Linked DNA regions of Homo sapiens: region 1 is linked to region 2. Evidence: read pairs that join two places in POLR2A ChIA-PET (ENCODE). Cell type or tissue: GM12878. All regions are shown on one strand. Links, peaks and the distances in the headings refer to the core of each region. The heading gives the core; the rest is flanking DNA.

Region 1 (16,156 bases), core at 7,204-11,203, 270 kb after region 2:
TCAAATCTCTTCATACTCTAGGGCAGCAGGACAAGAGGGAAGTAGTCAACAGATGTAAGCCTTAGTTGAAATGTTCTAAGAAAAAAACGTATTTATGTATTATACTTTTTTTTTTTGAGATGGAGTCTTGCTCTGTTGCCCAGGCTGGAGTGCAGTGGCACGATCTTGGCTCACCACAATCTCCACCTCCCAGGTTCAAGCGATTCTCCTGCCTCAGCCTCCCAAGTAGCTGTGGTTACAGGTGCGTGCCACTACGCCAGCTAATTTTTATATATTTTTTAATAGAGACGGGGTTTGGCCATGTTGGCCAGGGTCGTCTTGAACTCCTGACCTCAAGTGATCCGCCCACCTCAGCCTCCCAAAGTGCTGGGATTACAGGCGTGAGCCACCGCACCCAGCCTATTTTTTTTTTTTTTTTGATTAAAGAAAAAAATAAATGCCAACAATGCCTACTCCAGGAGTAGATGCTGCCATGCTCCTGGCCCATCCATCTCATTCTGAAATAGAAGATGATGCCATCCTGAGAAGGATTGTGCCCAATGGTACACGGACACAAGCTCTAGGCATTTCCAAAGAGCTGTGTCATCCTGAGTCACCACTTACCACGTGTCTCGGAAAGCATCAGTCTGAAACCCTCTGGCTCCTAGCATCATCTCTGGCCTAACTCCTCAACTTCTCACCACAGATTCCCTAAACTGTGGGTCTCTTGCTCTAGCCAAATGTGAGTGGCTGTTTTCTATAAATCTAGTCTAGTAACTGACCCTGACTACACATCCATATTCGACTTTCATTTTCCATGCTGAGTTTAGGCATCATCTATCCATCCATCCAGCTGTCCACTATCCACCTATCCATCCACCCATCTACCCATCCACTCATCCATCCACCCGACAACTCTTCACTAAGCAGCTGCCACGTGTCCCCATGTGCTAAGCATACAGCAACGGACAAGGCCATCCTGACACGCAGACCAGTCTAGTGGCCTGAGCTACGCATACTGACACCCCCACCCCACCCCATCAACCACCTGAATTCTGAAAGTTCAGAATGACTTTGAGTCACCAACAACCAAAATGGAAAAGAACTGCTTTCAAATCCTAGCCCTGCCACTGGCCAGTTGTGTAACTGGGGGAAATTTTTCTGTGAGCCTCAAAGTTTTCTCACTTCTATGGCAGAGACAGTATCTTAGAAGCAGATATCTGAGAAGACCCTTGTATCTCATGGGTTTGGGGCAAAGATTAAATTAATATATGCAAAGTGCTAAGTTCAGGACCTGGAACATATCATTCAACAAGTGATAGTTTCCTTAATGAGATGGTATTAGAGTAAGAGTTGGCAGCCTTTTTCTGTAACAGGCCATATAATAAATATTTTAGGCATGCAGGCTACACAGCATTCTTCCATTGTGGTGCTGTTCATAAAAAAACAGATACGGCTATTTCAATAAAATATGGGCATGGGTATTTCAAGAAAACTTTACTTATGGACCTGAAATTTGAAAGTCATATAATTATGTCCGTCTCAAAATAATATTATTTTTAATTATTTTCAACAATTAAAAATGTAGCAAAATATTCTTAGCTTGCTAGCTGTACAGAATAGGCAGTGGGCCAGACTGGGTGGTCCCAGGCTATGATTTGCTGACCCCTGTTTTACAGGAAATCCTATAAGCTATGGAGAGATCAATAAATCCCAACTTAGCATGCTATGAATTCTTCCTCCCTGTAGAGAGGTGACTACAACTGCTGTTTGTTGCAGAAGTCTCCAGCACTGTGCTACTTGAAGAAAACAACAGAGCATCTATGCATACATATACACGGATGCATATATGAGTATGTGTGTGTATATATTTTTTTCATATATATGAATGTTAATGAATATTTATCCCTCCTAGGGCCGGGCGCGGCGGCTCATTCCTGTAATCCCAGCACTTTGGGAGGTCAAGGCAGGCGGACTATCTGCGCTCAGGAGTCTGAGACCAGCCTGGACAACATGGTGAAACCTTGTCTCTACTACAATACAAAAAATTAGCAGGGAGTGGTGGTGCAGGCCTGTAGTCCCAGCTGCTCCAGAGGCTGAGGCATGAGAATTGCCTGAACTCAGGAGGTGGAGGTTGCAGTGAGCCAACATCACATCACTGCTCCAGAGGCTGAGGCATGAGAATTGCCTGAACTCAAGAGGTGGAGGTTGCAGTGAGCCAACATCACTCCGGCCTGGGCAACAGGGCAAGACTCTGTCTCAAGATAAAAAAAAAAAAATTATCCTTAAATTTTGTATTTCTGGAATGTTTTATGATAGATATAACATCAGTATAAGAGTACAACTGTAATTTAGGAAAGTATGTATAATAGGGGTATATGTTCAAAACTTTCTCCCTGCAGTAAGAGTACCAGATCAAAAAGAGTTGAAACGAGCTCTCCATGCCTCCTTTCAGAAACAGGACGCATAACTGTAATAAAAAGCAAATAATAACCTGAATCTAACCACAGGAAGCATCACACAAATCCAAAGTGAGGGAGAGTCTACAAAATTAAGTGGTCTGTACTCTTGAAGGGGCAGGGTCATGAAAGAGAAAGTTCCTAATTTAAGAAGACTTTTTAAAGCGACAAGACAACCCAATGTAACACGGTGATCATGGATTTGGATCCTGGACCAGAAAAAAAGTTTAAAAAAAAAAAATGGGACAGCTGCAGTGGCTCATGCCTGGAATTCCAACACTTTGTGAGGCCAAGATGGAAGGATCACTTAAGCCCAGGAGTCTGAGACCAGCCTGGGCAACACAGTAAGGCCACCTCTACAAATATAAATTTTAAAAACTAGCTGGACATGGTGGTGTGCACCTGTAGTCCTGGCTACTCAAGAGGCTGAGGTGGGAGGATTGCTTGAGCCCAGGTGGTTGAGGCTGCAGTGAGCTATGATTGTGCCACTGGACTCCAGCCTGGATGACAAAGTAAGACCCTGTCTTAAAAAAAATAATAAAATAAAATAAGATAAAATGAAAAACTTTATTGTTTCCTATTAAATAAAAGACATTAGTGGGATAATTAACTAAATTTGAATAAGGTCTGTAATTACATAACAGAATGTATCTGAGTTGGTTTTCTGATGTTGATGACTGTATTATACTTAAGCAAGAGAAAGTCCCTGTTTTGAGGAAACACATCTTCAAGTCTTTAAAGGTAAAGAAACATCACGGCTGCAACTTAAACTGCTCAGAAAAAAAAAAGTGTGTGTTTGAGAGAAAATGAGTCTGACAGAAAGAGTGTATGTGCATAGAGAGAAAAAACAAATGTGATCAACTTAACATTTGGAGAACCTGAGAAGGGGACACAGAAATCCTTTGTACAATTTTGTAAGTTTTCTAGAAATCTGAAATTATTTCAAAATTTAACAATTTAAGGACAAATTATAAGTGATAGCTACAAGTTCCCTGTTAAAAGCCCTTTATACACAGCATGCCTGTTTGCTTTCTACATTTCTATTTTACACAATAATGTAGGGAGATATTTGCCATCAGTGCTACAAATAAACTAACATCAAGACTGTGTATACTGTCACCATAGGCCCTTAATTTCTGCTGTGAGTAACATAAAAAGGAGTCAGAACACTACCCCCATCCCCCGTAACAGTGGCCCCTGCAATGGGCCATCACAGACTCCCCTGTTCTTGGCATCCACCAGGTGAGTCACACCTGCTCTGTGTCCTACATGTGGGCAGAGAGCTGGAAGCAGACACATATATCTGGGCACAGAAATACCTGGGTAACACGAGGTCTACAAATGATAAGGAATAAACAGGGAGAGAACACGGTAGCCCAGTCTGTCTGATGATGCTCTAGCATTTCCAAATCAATGTTAGTCAAAGAAGCCAAGTAGATTGTTTCTGGGAGGCAGCCCCGAAACAAATGGGACATCCAGACCGAAGGGATGTGTCAATGCCCTCCTGGTCCCACTGCCTTTCCCATCCCTATGTTTCCAGTTTGCAAATTCTCACAACCCTATTGGTCTCATCACTATGACCAGTTCCTTCCCAGGAAGTCAGGCTCTCAAAAGTAGCAACTTTTCAGTAATGTTGGCCCTGCAGACAAGATAACTTTAGAAACTGGTGGTGCAAACGAACAGAAGGAACAGTCAAGCTTTAGTTTCCTATCAGTGACCTGTGGAGATCCAAGGCAATGAGATCTAAAACCACCTTCAATTCCCCTGCACTGGGAAGGTGCTCACTGGTTGCCATATCATCTTCATACACGAGAGTCCAATCCCAAACTTTTACATGAAAATGACCTGCTAATTGGGTCCCCAGTGCCTCCATCATAAATAGATACTACAACTGGCAGTGTAATTAGCAAGCTTCCGCTGCCAAGACAACCACCTTTTTTTTTTTTATTTCCCACTGAAGAACTTGTCCTTCCTGACCTTAAGTTTCAACTCCTAGATATTTGGGGATGGAAAAGGTCTACTCAATCAGAGGAATCTATCACCCAATGAAAGCAATTAAAGTAGCAATTAAATCAAAATCCATACTAGCAAAACAAGGCAAAAAATAAAAAAGAAAAAGCAGAAAACAAAATGCATTAATAATTTCCTTTGTCTCAACCGTCCAGAGGCTTCACTAAAAATTCATGTTATAATCCAATAGCCCAATCAGTGTCTTTTCATATTCCACTGTGATTACCAACTAGACGGTTCCCCAAGGTAGGCAGCAGCACCTGGCACACAGTAGGTCCCCAACAAATGAAACAGGTTTGAGAGAAAAGAAGGTTTCTTCAAGAATTTTGTGCCACTGACCAAAACAGAACTTGGATCTTCATCATTCATCTCCTAAGAATCAAACTGCATGCTGAATAAAAGATGTTTTAATATTTGCAATATTGTCCTAATATTGTTTTCTTTTGAGACACGGTCTGGCTCTGTTGCCCAGGCTGGAGTGTGGTGGCACCATCTCAGCTCCCTGCAACCTTTGCCTCCTGGGCTGAAGCCATCCTCCCACCTCAGCCTCCCAAGTAGCTGGGACTATAGGCACACGGAACCACACCTGGCTAATTTTTGTACTTTTTTTGTAGAGACAGGGTTTTGCCATGTTGCCCAGGCTGGTGTCCAACACCTGAGCTCAAGCAATCCGCCCTCCTCAGCCTCCCAAAGTGCTGGGATTTAGGTGGGAGCCACCACACCAGCCTCTAATATTGTTTTTTAGAATGAATCAACAACCCACCCAATGGCTATAGTACCAAATGGCAAGTCATAAGACTGCGTGTTGAGGTTACAGATGATTTACAGAAGATTGCCATTTTCCTCCACGTACCTATATGAATTATTCCCCTATTTTCTTTTCTTCCTTTTTCTTTTTTTTTTTTTTTTTTGAGACAGGGTCTCCCTCTGTTGCCCAGGCTGGAGTGCAGTGGCGCAATCTTGGCTCACTGCTACCTCTGCCTCCCAGGTTCAAGTGATCCTCCTGCCTCAGCCTCCCAAGTAGCTGGGACTACAGGTGCCAGACATCAGACCAGGCTAATTTTTGTATTTTTAATACAGATGGGGTTTTGCCATGTTGGCCAGGCTGGTCTGGAACTCCTGAGCTCAAGCAATCTGCCCACCTCAGCCTCCCAAAGTGCTGGGATTACAGGCGTGAACCACCACACCCAGCTGAATTCCCCTATTTTCTGTAACGAACATTTGCTATACTTCAATAATTAGTGAAAAATTTATGAAGAAACGTGGAGATTAGAATGACATCCCATTCAAACACAGAGCAGTCTTCAAACTCCAACATGTACCAAGTCACCTGGCGATCTTGCTGAAACACAAATTCTGATTCCATTGGTCTGGGGCAGGCAGAGATGCTGCATTTTTAATAAGATTCCGTGTGAGGGCTGGACAAACTCAATGGAGCTGTGATTACTAAGGACCTACAAAACACAAAAATGATTCAGATGCCAACAATCCCAGTTTTAAAGAGATGATGATGGTAACAAGGCCTTAGATCAAAGCGGGATAACATAAGCAAACTCGTACAATGAAAAATTAATGCATTTTGGGCACCAGACAGAAAAAGTAGAAAAAAAAAAAAAAACCTAAACTTTACTTGAAAGTACAGTGCTCTGCTGGAAGCGCTCATCTTCATAGTTATAAACAAATGAAATTGCTTCGTATTGATTTTAAGTTGTAACACTTGCTGTCCAATAATGCCAGAAAAGGAAATGGAGCGAGGGACAAGATACGATAAGAGAGAGGAACTCTGGAGGTAATCAGACACTGCTGACCTCCACTCTAAGGAGTAGTTAAAACATGACAGAAAGGATTAGGTGTGGACAAAATACATGCCCAGACACACAGCTCAGCATTCATCTCATCCTCCAGGGCCTCTTACCATTATAGACTCTTTTTATTATTATTTTTAATTCAGGCTCTAAATGTTGTACAATTAAGTTTTACTCATTTCCTTACAGATCCTTAGGATTCTAATTTACAAATAAAATCAAGAGAAGCAGTTAAGGCTAAGTGTTATCAGCATGTCTCCTCCAGAGAGGCTGTCCCTAGCACCAAAATAAAAGTCCTCAGATTCCCGAAGATAAAAAGCTCAAAATGAATGAACTCGAAAAACCAAACAAAGAAATGAAACCACTATTAAAGGATTATTTTTGGCAGGCAGGGGAGAAGGTTCCTGTCCTTCTCAACACATCTAGTTATCTATCCTTCTGTGTACTTCCAGCTGATATTGGTGCCCTTTGATTGAAAATGACCCAAATCAACCCTTGGTTAACGTAGGCATTAAAAGAATGTATTGAGAGAACCTTGGACATCTCAGAGACACCAACCAAGAACCAAACAATCCAGCTTTGAAAGGGCAAGGATCAGAGTGGCTCTGAGCTTCAGGGAGCAGGAATTGAGAAAGATGAGGATGTCTTCATGTCACGTGGCTCAAGATGCCAATTCTAGGGAGAAAAGGTGTATCGAGCCCAGCCTGAGTTTTTTACCACCCTCAAAAAGGTGTGGACAGAGCTCCTTAATCAGCAGATGATCCCATCAAGAACACAGAGAGGAGAGGAGATCAATACCCAAAGAGTAGCAAAGGTCCTATTAGCAAAGAATGTTAAAAGAGATGCTAGGCAGGCAAAAATAATAGCAGTACAATAAAAACAACAATAATCATGTGTTTGCTAGGGACCAGTGCTTTACTTACATCCGCATCCAATTCTTCCATCAGCTCTATGAGACAGGGATCATCATCCCATCTTATAGATGTACTGGGGCCTGAGGACACAAAGCTAGTCCATGACCAGCAAGCACAGAGACACTATAGTTTACAAGACCACTGTAAGGAAGCCACTGAGCCCTTCCCTGTGCTCAGTCTCCATGGACAATGCCTCAGCCTTGCGTTCAGGGGCCAGTCAATGCATCCAGCATTGGCTCCCATGCGTATCAACATTGGCTCCCAAGCCTCTCAAATCTCTGCAGGGCCCATCTGCCAGCTAGCAGTCACTAATGGCTTTATACCATGAGGAAGCACCTAAGATACAAGGCAGATATGGGTCCAAGTCCCAGACATGCATGATTCATCTCTAGGAATAAGCCCATTTGCCTCATGGTCAACCACCGTATGCTCATTATTGCCTCTGTTCACTTTGTGTTCACTTCATTGTGTACATAAAATACCAGCCAGGATACCCGTAGGAAGGTATCTTATCTCATTATTCTATCGCTCCTGAACACTTGGGATCTGAATCAGTATTTCAGCATGTTATTAGCTTCAGTCTTACACTGCAACACATTGCTTTAGGGACTTTTTGCACACATTTTTTGAACCCCCAAAACCCGAAGCAAAGTGCTAACACATGGCGTTTCCACTAACAGTTGACTTGAATCCATTATCTTCCTTGCAATAATGTACAAGAGGAAACTCCCTAATAGTTAAAAATCATAACGTCCCACTGGACATCTCAGGCATTCATTTCTGTATCTACAGCCTGGAAACAGGAAGGTCCAGAAGTCAACAGCTGGACCCAAGAGTGAGCCTGGTCATCCTTCCCTTCACAGCATCCCAACAAACACAGAATACATGGTTAAAGTTAACATGAATTCCACTCTTATCAAACATAGGCAAAGGCTTCTGGGTTCCTATCAGGCTACGTCCTGGCTGCACTCGCCACTTCGGATAAATTGTTCTATCTCATGCTGTCCCCATTCCCCCCTAGAGAAACAGCATCAATCTCAGAGTTGTGCCAGGACGAAAAAGAATGTACTGGACAGCTTTCCACTTTGGCTACATGTGGTTGCTACTCTTGTGATTTTTATCATTTAGATATAATGACATGTATGAATATATGATATACTCAGCATTCCCAGCACCAAAAAATTAATAAATAAAACAAAATAAGGGCCAGGTGCAGTGGCTCACACCCTGTAATCCCAGCACTTTGAGAGGCCAAGGCGAGTGGATCACTTGAGACCAGGAGTTTGAGACCGGCCTGGGCAACATGGCAAAACCCTGTCTCTACAAAAAATACAGAAATCAGCCGGGCATGGTGGTACACGTCTGTAGTACCAGTTATGCGGGAGGCTGAGATGGGAGGATGGCTTGAGCCCAGTAGGGGGAGGTTGCAATGAGGGGAGATCACGCCACTGCACTCCAGCCTGGGTGTTAGAGCAAGACTCTGTCTCAAAAAAATAAAAATAAAAATAAAACAAAACAAAATAAAATAAGAGTACAGTACATGCCAAGATAAAGAAGGACCTATATGCCAGGTACAGGCTCATACCTGTAATCCCAGCATTTTGGGAGGCTGAGGTGAGCAGATCACTTAAGGTCAGGAGTTCGAGACCAGCCTGGCCAACGTGGTGGAATCCTGTCTCTACTAAAAATATAAAAATTAGCTGGGCGTGGTGGCGCGTGCCTCTAATTCCAGCTACTTGGGAGACTGAGGCATGAGAATCACTTGAACCTGGGAAGCAGAGGTTGCAGGGAGCCGAGATTGTGCCACTGCGCTCCAGCCTGGGGGACAGAGCGAGACTGTCTCATAAAAAAAAAAAAAAAAAAGAAAAAAAGAAGCAACCATGGGTTCTCTCATTAACTCTGCCCTGCTCCCCCTCTCACATTCTCGTGGCCACACGCTCTAAAACTGAGAAGCACAAACCTAACACCACAGAAGACAAAAAGCCCCAGAGCTACGCACAGCCTGCACTCAGAAATGAATCAAATGCAGAGTCAGGGAACTAAGGTGGGGAAAAGGATGCCATGAAACCTTGCTACTAAAACCAGGGCTTCTGTTGTGTGTGGAGAAAGACCGCTGATTTGACCTTCCTTCTTACCCCAGAGCTTTTACACTTGAGTCTGATTAGCTAGTGTCTGGAACTAATTAACAGGTGTGGCATGAAAGAAAGACAAAAACAAACCCTGGCAACTTTCTCTGGGGGAATTAACGACTAGATTTACAACGCCTCCTCCAGGCTAGAACTAACTGAGAGCACAGTGAGATGGGATTCATTATTCAAGGAGTATCCACCTCCAGAGAAGTTTAAAATTCATCCCTGGCTACATGGCTGCTTCCTTGGCTATAGATGGGTACAAAAAAATACCATTGAGAAAAACATCAGAATGGACCAAGCCCAGGCTTTGAAAAGTCAGAAAGCAAGAAGGCATGTCTGCTATGCTCTAGGACTAACATGCCAATGAGGGAAACACAAATATTTTCTCTCCATCAAGACATTACTTCCCTGTAACTACTCCAAAACCTCCAGAAACCAGTACAAATCACACAGTACCTTGCTAACATGCCCTCTGCAGACCAAGGGTATAATTATATCCTGTTACCCAAGGTAACTTAAGAAGATCTACTGAAGGGTTTCTGCAGCCAAAAGAAAATAATAATCGTTAAGTCCTTTTATTTTATTCTTAGCCACAGGAATAAAACACACTTACCCAGTTAGGTTTTTTTCCCTTACTTTTATTAACATATGTAACACTTACTAAGTTTAAAATACATTATAGTATTTTATCAACCATAAATCAGATGGCCGGGCGCATTGGCTCACGCCTATAATCCCAGCACTTTAGGAGGCTGAGGCGGGCACATCACAAGGTCAAGAGATGGACACCATCCTGGCCCACATGGTGAAACGCCGTCTCTACTAAAAATACAAAAATTAGCTGAGGCAGGAGAATCTCTTGAACCTGGGAGGCAGAGGTTGCAGTGAGCTGAGATCACGCCACTACATTCCAGCCTGGAGACAGAGCAAGACTCCGTCTCAAAAAAAAAAAAAAAAAATCAGAATAGAGTTGACCCTTGAACGACTCAAGGGTTAAGGGTATTGACTCCTGCACGGTCGAAAATCTGAGTATAACTGTTGTTTGTTTTTTAATTTTGTTTGTTTGAGATAGGGTCTCGCCATGTTGCCCAGACTGGCTGCAAACTCCTGGGCTCCGACAATCCTCCTGCCTCAGCCTCCAGAGTAGCTGGGATTACAGGTTCCACCGTGCCTGGCTCAGAGTACAACTCTGGACTCCCCAGGAGCTTTACTAATAGCCTACTGTTGACCACAAGCCTTACTAATAACATAAACCATCAGTTAACACATTAACAGACTAGTATCTACATGCATCTTATGCATTTATGACATATTTTTTATTTTTTTCAATATTTCTCAGCTACATGGTTGATGTGTGATTTTTTAAAAATTGTCACAAATCTCCAAAAAATCTTCTAAGACATTTATTGAAGAAAAAATCCATGTATAAGTGGACCCACACAGTTCAAACCCATGTTGTTCGAGGGTCAGCTGTGTATACAAAGACTTCACCCTACTCCATGTATCCCTACAGTGGCCAAGTGCCAGAAAATGAAGATATCAGTCTAAGTTAGCCTTCTGTCCTCGCTCACCTGGCCTTTCTCCTTTTCAGAACTCAGCTCTTAAAGTACCCAAAATTCAATCCAATAAGTGCAATTCACAAGCTGCGCGTAGATGGTATCCATGTATGAACAGAAACACCACACTGTTAGAAAGAAGAGCACTGGCTTTGGAGTCAGAAGCCTGGCTTTCGCCGCTTTCCAAGTTACGTGATACAGGGCAAATTTCTTAACTTAGCAAAACCTCAACTTTTACACCTGGAAAATGCAAGGATGAATTACAGATAAAGTGTGTCCAGCCCCTAAGATGAAGTTATTTTATTTTACCAGCTCATGCTCACAGTAGGTGCTCAAAAAATGGTTTGTGTTAGCCACATTGTAAAAAACACGTGTCGGAATAGCAGCAGAATTTCAGGATGCCCTCCCTCACCCCTGGTGAAGGAGATGTTCTTCCCTTGGGGCTTTCAGTGGAAAATACTACACAAGAGTAAAACTCCCAGACCCCATGAAGGGACACGGGGAGAGGGAGCTGTCGCTAGAGGCAGATGCAGGTGATCACAGCACTCCCTAGAAAGGGTTTGCCTTGATAACGTAGCAAGAGATAACTTGGCCAAAGTTCCGTGTGAACAGAAAGGTCTGAAGGACTAGTCTCTTTCAGAGTCACTCTGAAGTCTGGCTCTGCTGGAGGGTATTAGCTAGTCCTCAGGGAACTCTTTTTGTTCCCACTCCCATGTGGACACTCACAGGCTGCTCTCAGAAGCCCTCCCCTGAGTTTCCAAGGCTCGAGATGGGGCCTGAGGATCCTCCAGCGCCCCTTCAACACACTAACTGCAAGACTTTAACATCCTTGTTTATCCCTCGTAAAAGAACTTACCACTGAAACCCAGATTCTTATCACCTGCACCAAACAAAGGGCATGTGTCCACCCTGCCAAACATTCCCTGGGAAGGAAGTATTTCCATCGGGGGAACCTCAAAAACAATTAAACAGGGATGGGGTTTTCCCAGCTGTGCCTTTGCATCCCTCCCTAGCCATTAGCCACCACTGCCCATTTCCTTGGCCTGTGGATGCACATGGACTCAATGGGATCCAAGCTAGAAGCCCTTCTGGGCAGACCTAACTGTTTTCTCAGATGGGTATGTCCTGTCTGCCTCTCACATTCTCCACATTTTAATTTCCAAATTAAGTAGCAGGCTGGAGAGTAGAGAATATTCACCTTACTTGGAAAAGCCACCCATTTTAGCATTCTGTTGGAGAAAGGAACCAAACATCCCAAGAGGGGATTTTGGATGTCTCTACACTACTCAGATGCAGAGACCACCACCCAATCCAACTGGTCAAATAAATCCACAGCTGTATTAAAGCCTGGACCACTGGTAATACCCTGGAGTCCACAGCTTGGATCCTAAATGAGCTTGGCTATTCATGAAATACATGAAATTATAAAGCTCTTTCATCAGGCACCAGGGGCTGATTGCTGCAATGGATTATATCAGTCTGTCAAGAAGCTTCCGCAGGCCGTGTGCAATCTCTGAAAATCTCCAAGTTCCCTTCTACCTTTCAAATTGCTGAGCAGGAGCTCAAGCGAGATGTTGTTCCTGGATTTTCTAGGTAGCAGGGACCAGTCTGCAACCCACACAGGTCCCACGATGTAGCACCAACAGGAACTAGGAGAGGGAGAAATCAATGCCAGGAACTCTGCTAAATGTCTACTCATGAGCTGGTAAAATAATAACAACGGCTTTTATTTTCAAGTGCTCCCTAGATGCCAAGGCCTGTGCCAAATGCCTTACATGGTTTACCTCATTTACTCCTCCAACAACCTCACAGAGCAGGGACTGTTAAACCCATTTCACAGATGGGTAAACAGGCACACAAAGCTAAATGACCCTAACCTGCTATCCTAACATACCCGGAATATCCCAGAGGCAGTATCTTCTAGGAGACAACCTTCTCCATCAATTACAAGAGTTTCTCTTAGCCCTACATTTTGAAGGGGTAGGGAAGAGAAAACAGGTAATCAATGTCACACAGGGGATTACAGCTGTGAAATGCTCTTCTGGAAGGTGAGAAAAGGTTGGAAAGAGCTCTCTAGACCAGTGCCGTCCGATAAAAATACAATGCGAGCTACAAATGCGAGCCACATGTGTAATTTAAAATTTTATGGTAGTCACATGAAACAGTAAAAGGAAACAAGTGACAGTAATTTCAATGGCATTTTCTACTTAATATATCTAAAATATCATTTTAATAGGCAGTCAATGAAAAGTTTTAATGAGATATTTCACATTCTTTTTTCATTTGTCTTTGAAATCTGGTGTATATTTTACACTTGAAGCACATCTCAATTTAGACATGCCATACTTGAAGTGTTTACTAGCCACAGGTGGCTGGTGGCTACCATATTGAACAGAGAGCTCTATAGACATTTCACATTCATTAAGCAAAGGCTCAACATCAAAAGGAATCTTGAGGTGGAAAAACTCATATACAGGAAACAAATACGGGATTACCTGATGTCATCCGAGTACTTGGTATGTTACCAAGCACCTAAAATTTATCTGATGTCAGCTTTGCAAATGAATTCCTTTCACCTTTCATGCCTACTCTTCAATTTCCTTATCAAAAATAACACTGATCAGAGGACCACTCAAATTTTGAGAAACAAGCTACCCTAAAGGTAACAATCAACTTATTCAGAACAAACATAAGATACTCTGTCAGGTATAAACAACAGAGGGAAAAGATCCAATAAGTCAATCACAGTTTTAAAAACTGCTGTCACCAAGCCCATTCTTAACACTTACTTAAATAGCTAAGAATTCAGAAAGGTGTCACTTCGGAATATAAACACTCCTACAAGCGCCATAATCTGATGCAAAACCCCTGGGCTTTGAAGGAAAAATAAGCAAGTGAATTTAGATCCCTATACCTCCATTAGTGGATCTTACCAATTAAAATATGATGTAACCACCATCAAGAGACTGGATTTTTTTTTCTGAATAAACAAATGTGAGTCAAATATAAGTTCAAATCAATTTTATGGACAAGCAAACCTTAAAAATTGCCCATGTAGCAGCACACCTATTTCCAAGAATACAGTAGCCACTTGGATACACCTCTCTTTCTCATGCTATTTTCGAAGGTTGGTTAATCTGCCTTATTATAGGCACAGAGATGGCACAAAAGTCCTCTCCCAGACCAACTATTGAAAATGATTCTAAGACCTCGTTCAGGCTTCAGTAGCAAAAAGCTCTGTGATCAATTAGCAACATCTACCACAGCTATGGGAATGGGGACCATTGGCTCAAATGCCAACCTCCAATTCCTCTGTAGAAAAACTGCAAAATAACACACAGGGACAGGAAGAAGACATATGCTGTTCACTTTCACTGAATGTCCCTGTTTATATGCACCTAGGGGGTGTGACTGGCCCCATATTAACACAAAGATATACAGCAAGGCATGTGTACCCTACTCGTGCTGATAATTTCAGCAATGAGAATATGAAGAGTAGCTATGAACCTTTTTCTTCAAGGTGGGAGATATAGGACAAATTAAATCCTAAAAGCCATCTTTGCTAAACCTCTGTCAAAAAAACAAACAAACAAACAAAAAACCTCTTCCTGGTAGCCCTGTGAGCCTTAATTCATCACACTCCTGCTCTGCACAGAAGAAAGCATGACAACAGCCAAAAGCCAGTTCAGATTCTGGTTCTGCCACTTTATTCGCTGTGGGATCTCTGCTGTCACAGCTCCAGCTCTCTCCCATGTCTTCACAACAGTGGCATAGCATTCGTTGAGAGCGTGTTTAGGCACACTTTTGTTTCATGAATCTTAAACACTGGCTATTAAAAACAGGTACCATTTATAAAATTTTGTGTGCCAGCCGGGCACAGTGGCTCATGTCTATAATATCAGCTCCAGCACTTTGGAAGGCCGATGAAGGCACATCACCTGAGTTCAGGAGTTCGAGACCAGCCTGGCCAACATGGTGCCAACATGGTGAAACCTCATCTCTATGTAAAATATAAAAATTAGCCGGGCGTGGTGGCATGCGCCTGTAATTCCAGCTACTCAGGAGGCTGAGGCAGGGAGAACTGCTTGAACCCGGGAGGCAGAGGTTTCAGCGAGCCGAAAGTGCGCCACTGAACAGTCTGGGTGACAAAGCGAGACTCCATCTCAAAAAAAAAAAAAAAAAAAAAGTTCTGTGTGCCTAATGCTTTTCTGGTGCTTTGCACACACATCTCATTTAATATTCACAAGGACTCAAGAAGGTTGAAATTCTCATTATCCCCATTTTAAAGGTAAGAAAACCAATAAAGTTAAGTAACTGGCCAAAGTTAGCAAAGGACAAAGCTAGGATTCACTCTGGTACCTGCAAAAAAATGCATTTTTTTTTAAATACACATTTGCCACTGGCCTCTTTCATCAGAATCCACTTGTCTTCAAGTCTCATTCCCTCAACCCCATTTAAAGGTTCCAAGGCATATAAGATTTATTTTCACAAAATCCTTTGTTTATGTGGTCAGAGTGCTTACATTTCCCCTAGACTCCCCAGAAATCAATTTTACCTCCACTTCGCATCATAAGGAGCAGCAGAAATTTCAAGAACCAGCAACTCCCTCATTTCAGTTAAGAAACTTCACTAGCAACTGACGTGTTCTTCTAAAAACCACATCCTAAAATATGTTCAGAAAGAACTCTAACGCTAAAGTTATGCGCTGCTATGGTTTCGGTCTGTCCTCACCAAATCTTGTTGAAATTTGATCCTCAACATGGTGGTGCTGGGAAGTGGAGCCTAGTGGAAGTTGTCTGAGTCATGAGGGTGGGTCCCTCACGAATGGCTTGGTGCCATTCTCGAGGCAGTGACTGAGTTCTCATTCTGGCAAGCCCGAGTCACTTCTCGTGGGAATGGATTAGTTCCCTTGAGCGGGGTTGTTACGAAGCCAGGGCATCACTTGGGTTTTGCCTCTCTTTGCACATGTCCACTTCCCCTTCCACCTTCTCCACCATGTTATGATGCAGCACAAAAGCCCTCACCAGACACCAGGGCCGTGCCCTCGAACTTCCCAGCCTGTAAAACTGTAAGCTAAATAAACCTCTTTTCTTTATAAACTACCCAGTCTCAGATAATGTTACAGCAACATAAAATGGACTAAGACCTCTAGCATGCAAACCTCTATCACATGAAATAATTTCAGCAGCTTCTGCCCAAATTGACTGACTGGGAAAATGAGAAGCTAGTGCCTAAAACTGTCAAGAGATTTTCTGCACCCTCCACTCGTAACCTTTACACACATGTAAATAAGAGAAAATG
Region 2 (4,000 bases), core at 1-4,000:
TTATGTGACTTTAAATGGTTTACCCTCTGAGGTTCAGTGCCCCAACATACAAAATGGGCTAATTCTACCTGTCCAGTCCTCCTCATAAGACTTTCTAAGCATTAATTACTAATTCTTCAAAGGGCCTCCAAGAGCAGCATAATGAGTAATTTGTGGAACAGCCACCTTATGAAATATTACACAGCTACAGAGTGAATAAGTTAGAGTTGTTTGTTAATGACCTGGAGACATGTTAACAAAACCTGTTCAGAAAAAGCTAGTTGCAGAGGGATGTGTACACTATAGTTCTATATTTATAAACAGTGCAGAAAATGAATCAAAATACGGGAATACACTTGTATGCATGCAATGAGAAAAAAAGTATGGAAGGATATATTTCAAAATGTTTTGGAACCAAGGTTGAGATGGCAAATCAGAAATGATGAAAAGAAGAATGAAATCATGGTGCAAACTGTGGGCTTCGTTTCCATGTAACTGTTTCTTTTGGCTTGTTCTTATGCTAGAGCTTAAAATATAAATTTTGTAATTTCTAAAATACCTTGTAAAATTCTTGGTCTTAGAAAGTAGATCAGTGGTTGCCGGGGCGGTGGGAAATGGGAAGTGGGGAGTGACTGCTCAATGGGTATGAGGCTTCCACTTGGAGTGATTAAAATGTTCTGGAACTAGATAATGGTGATGGGTGCATCACACTGCGAATATACTAAGCGCCACTGAGAGGTACACTGTGGTTAAAATGGTAAATTTTATGTTATGTGTATTTTACAATTTAAAAGACCCTTAGTCTTAATGTTCTACGTAAGTACAAGAGACTGAGGGCATCACACTTGACTGTCACTAGCACCCACCCATCAATATCACTAGCATCCTCCCAATCAATAAGGAAAACATGATGGGAGGAAGGGAAAGTTCTTCTGGAAATAGGAAGAAGTAAAATTTAAGTTATGTGGCCAGAGGGATATAGAGATATCTGTTTCTTCCTAATTCAAGGGAAACCCACTCCCCCATTCCACAACACCTTGACATCTAGTGGCTGTTGCTCCACACTTCCTTGGTTTAATGCCAACCTCCAAGGTCCCAGAGCCCCCCAGCAAGACAGCATTCCAACTACCTCAGGCTTACACCTCAGCAAGCTTCCTAATGTGAGGCCTGAAGCACCAGTAAACCAAGAGTATGAGAAGTACTAAGAGAGAAATAAAAGTAAGAAATTACTATAATTAAATCAGTGCTTTGCTTTTAAAAAAAAAAAAAAAAAAAAGGCCTACCCTTTCATATTATTTTATACCCCTTAGTAAAACATTACAAGACTATAAAGTCTACTTTAACATGAACATTTTAAAGCTATTTTAGAAGCTTTTCTTGAAACTGAGTTTTGAAGTTTTACATGGAAGACCAAAATATAGAAAGTAAAATTTTAGAAGACTCCAAGCAACCACAGAATTCCAGAACACACTTTGAAAACCACCAGACTTGGGCAAGAATCCTGCTGTTTTGGAAGGGGTATGAGAACATCTTTCTCTACACCATGAAAGTCTAGAGGAGATTAATTACAAAACACTGAAGGTACAATCTGCAATGAGATGACTACAAAACCCATGGTTCTGAGAGAACTGCTTGAGGAAGAATTCCTACAAGAAAAGGAAAGGCGGCTAATCTAGAACAAGAGCCCAGTTATGAAAGCTTTCTATACTATTACTTTTACCTTACAGGTGGCTCATGTCTTAAGGTCAGCAGCTGCAATCCCAGAGAGCTTAGTAACACTTTTAGGGACCTAAGTACAAGGCTGGGAACAAAACAGGCAAGGGAAAGGCTTGTTGTCAAACAAGAGAACCACTCAGTAACTGCGTTCACCTTCTGATGCAGTGAAAATAAGAAGAAATTAAATCACAGCCATCTCCAAAAATACTTCATACCACTATAAACCAGCGGCATTCCCTCTACTAGAAAAATTAATGCAAATGTGCGATTTAGGCACCAAAGAAAAAAATGCTAAAACATAGAATTTGGCATCTTAAATTCAAAATTGTAATATGCAATTTTATTAATAAGCCAGCAATATAACGGAACCTTCTCTATCACACTGTCAGCATTATCCTTCTCTAGGACCCTCATATTACAGGTTTTTAGGATATGTGGATCTTCAAATAGCTATAATCTTACCTGATACCTAGTTTAAACCTCAGGTAAGTATTGCCCACTCACATGAGACTGCTCTTCTTACGGGAAAAGACCTTCCTGTATCTCATCTATATCTAGTCCACTAGCACAGTGCTTGATAAGCCAGCAGACTGACAATGCTGCATGTATATTACAGTGCACCAGTACAGTTTCCCTAATAGTGCACGTTTTAAAAAGCATGTATTCATATGTCCATGAATATGTATGTGTACACACTGAACAGGCACAGACCTTAGGAGAACAAACAAAATGGGGTACATAGTTGCAGGAAGGAGAAACAGAGTAAATAGAGAAGACAGAGGAATCAATTTTTTGCCAGGTACTTTACCTGTCTTCCCTTATTAATTTCTCACAGCCTATAGATGAGAATAGGTGAAATCAGACCTATTTTACAGATAAGAAACCGAGGCTCAATGTTTTTATAATTATGGTGAAAACTCAGGGCACTGGTTTAAAGTGAAACCATCCCACCTCAAAGTGGCCTAAACAAAAGAAAACCAAAGGGCAAGGAGGTTATTGTCTCACGTAACTATTCAGGGGGTACATCTGTTGTGCATGTGTGTAGTACTGCTACCTTCTAGCAGCACAGGGCTGCTGTTCTCTCAAGAGATCTCATTCTCTTGCTGTCAACTCAGTTCTGCATTCCAGTGCTGGCTGCACTCTCAAACAGGCCTTTCTCTTTTGAATGGCCACCGGTTCCTCTGAGCTTATGTTCTGAAAAGCACAGAAGCCTCAGCACAGGAAGGACTTTGATGTGGCCATTTGAAGTAAAGCACAGGAGACTTTCATTAGATGGCCATGGCCACATATTCATCTCCAATCCAATCAAAGCAATCTTAACAACCTAAATGACCAGACCTGGGTCATGTGTCCATTCCTAGAGCCCAGAGAAGGAAAACAGCTCACCCCAGAACACATCAACTTGGAGGAGAAAACAAAGGGGTCACAGTGAATTCCCCAAAAGGAATATTTTATGTAAAGACTTTCCTAGCACTCTGCATCTTAGTTGTCATATGCTGTGTAACTAAATCCCCCAAAACTCACTAAGTTAGAACATCAATAAACATTTATTATCTGTCACCATCTCTATAGGTCAGGAATGTAGCAATGGCTTAGCTGTGCAGTTCTGAAACAAGTTTTCTAAATGAGATTGCAGTCAAGATGTCAGCTGGGTCAGCAGTTATCTGAGGCTTAACATGGACTGGAGGATCCATTTCCTAAGTGGTTCAATCACATGGCCAGCAAAATGGTACCAGCTGTTGGTGGAGCCTCAGTTCTTCCCCAGCGTTCTAATGATATTGGAGTGAGCTTGTTCCAAAGGAAACAATCAATAGTAAGCCCAAAGGCAGAAGCCGCAATTCCTTTACGGCCTGGTCTTAAGAAGTCACACAGTGTCACCTCTGCCATCGTCAACTGATCACACAAACCAGCTCTCTTTGTTTAACAAGACTAAAAAAGGGTGTGAATACCTGGAAGTGGGGATTATGGGGGCCATTCTGAACCTCGCACACACCTTCTCTAAAATTTCCATTTTCTCAAACCCCCCTTCCCTGCTTTAATGTTTTCTATTTAGAACTTATCATCATACAACATACTTCTTACTCTTTGTCTGTTTCCCACAGTAGAACGTAAGCTCCGCAAGGACAAGCATGTTTGTATGCTTTGGTCACTATCCTATCCCCTGCATGTAACACAACAGCTGTTACAAAGAAATCATTCAATAAATGGAATTTAGATGAACAGATGCAAAGAGGAAGGGACATGGATGTCAGGTAGGCAGTGGCAATCAATGTCTACTTTACTCATAAAGGTGAGGTCTTTGAGA

Evidence for each region. Peaks named below come from ENCODE experiments on the same cell type or tissue, not always from the same donor. Only the 100,000 strongest peaks of a DNase experiment are listed, where the experiment ranks them.
Region 1: POLR2A ChIA-PET joins it to region 2 with 6 read pairs; 3 of 35 experiments call an interaction of 5 or more read pairs at or near these places.

What each region holds. Positions count from the first base shown.
Region 1 is chr3:61,574,484-61,590,639 of GRCh38, reverse strand. All of the region lies in intron 1 of PTPRG (protein tyrosine phosphatase receptor type G), which reads right to left. Among named protein-coding and RNA genes, the nearest start is that of PTPRG, 21 kb to the right of the region's middle. In GM12878, for the core only: no CTCF peak of the experiment used is centred there; a DNase peak (open chromatin) is centred at 9,150.
Region 2 is chr3:61,852,907-61,856,906 of GRCh38, reverse strand. All of the region lies in intron 2 of PTPRG (protein tyrosine phosphatase receptor type G), which reads right to left. Among named protein-coding and RNA genes, the nearest start is that of PTPRG, 290 kb to the right of the region's middle. In GM12878, for the core only: no CTCF peak of the experiment used is centred there; no DNase peak of the experiment used is centred there.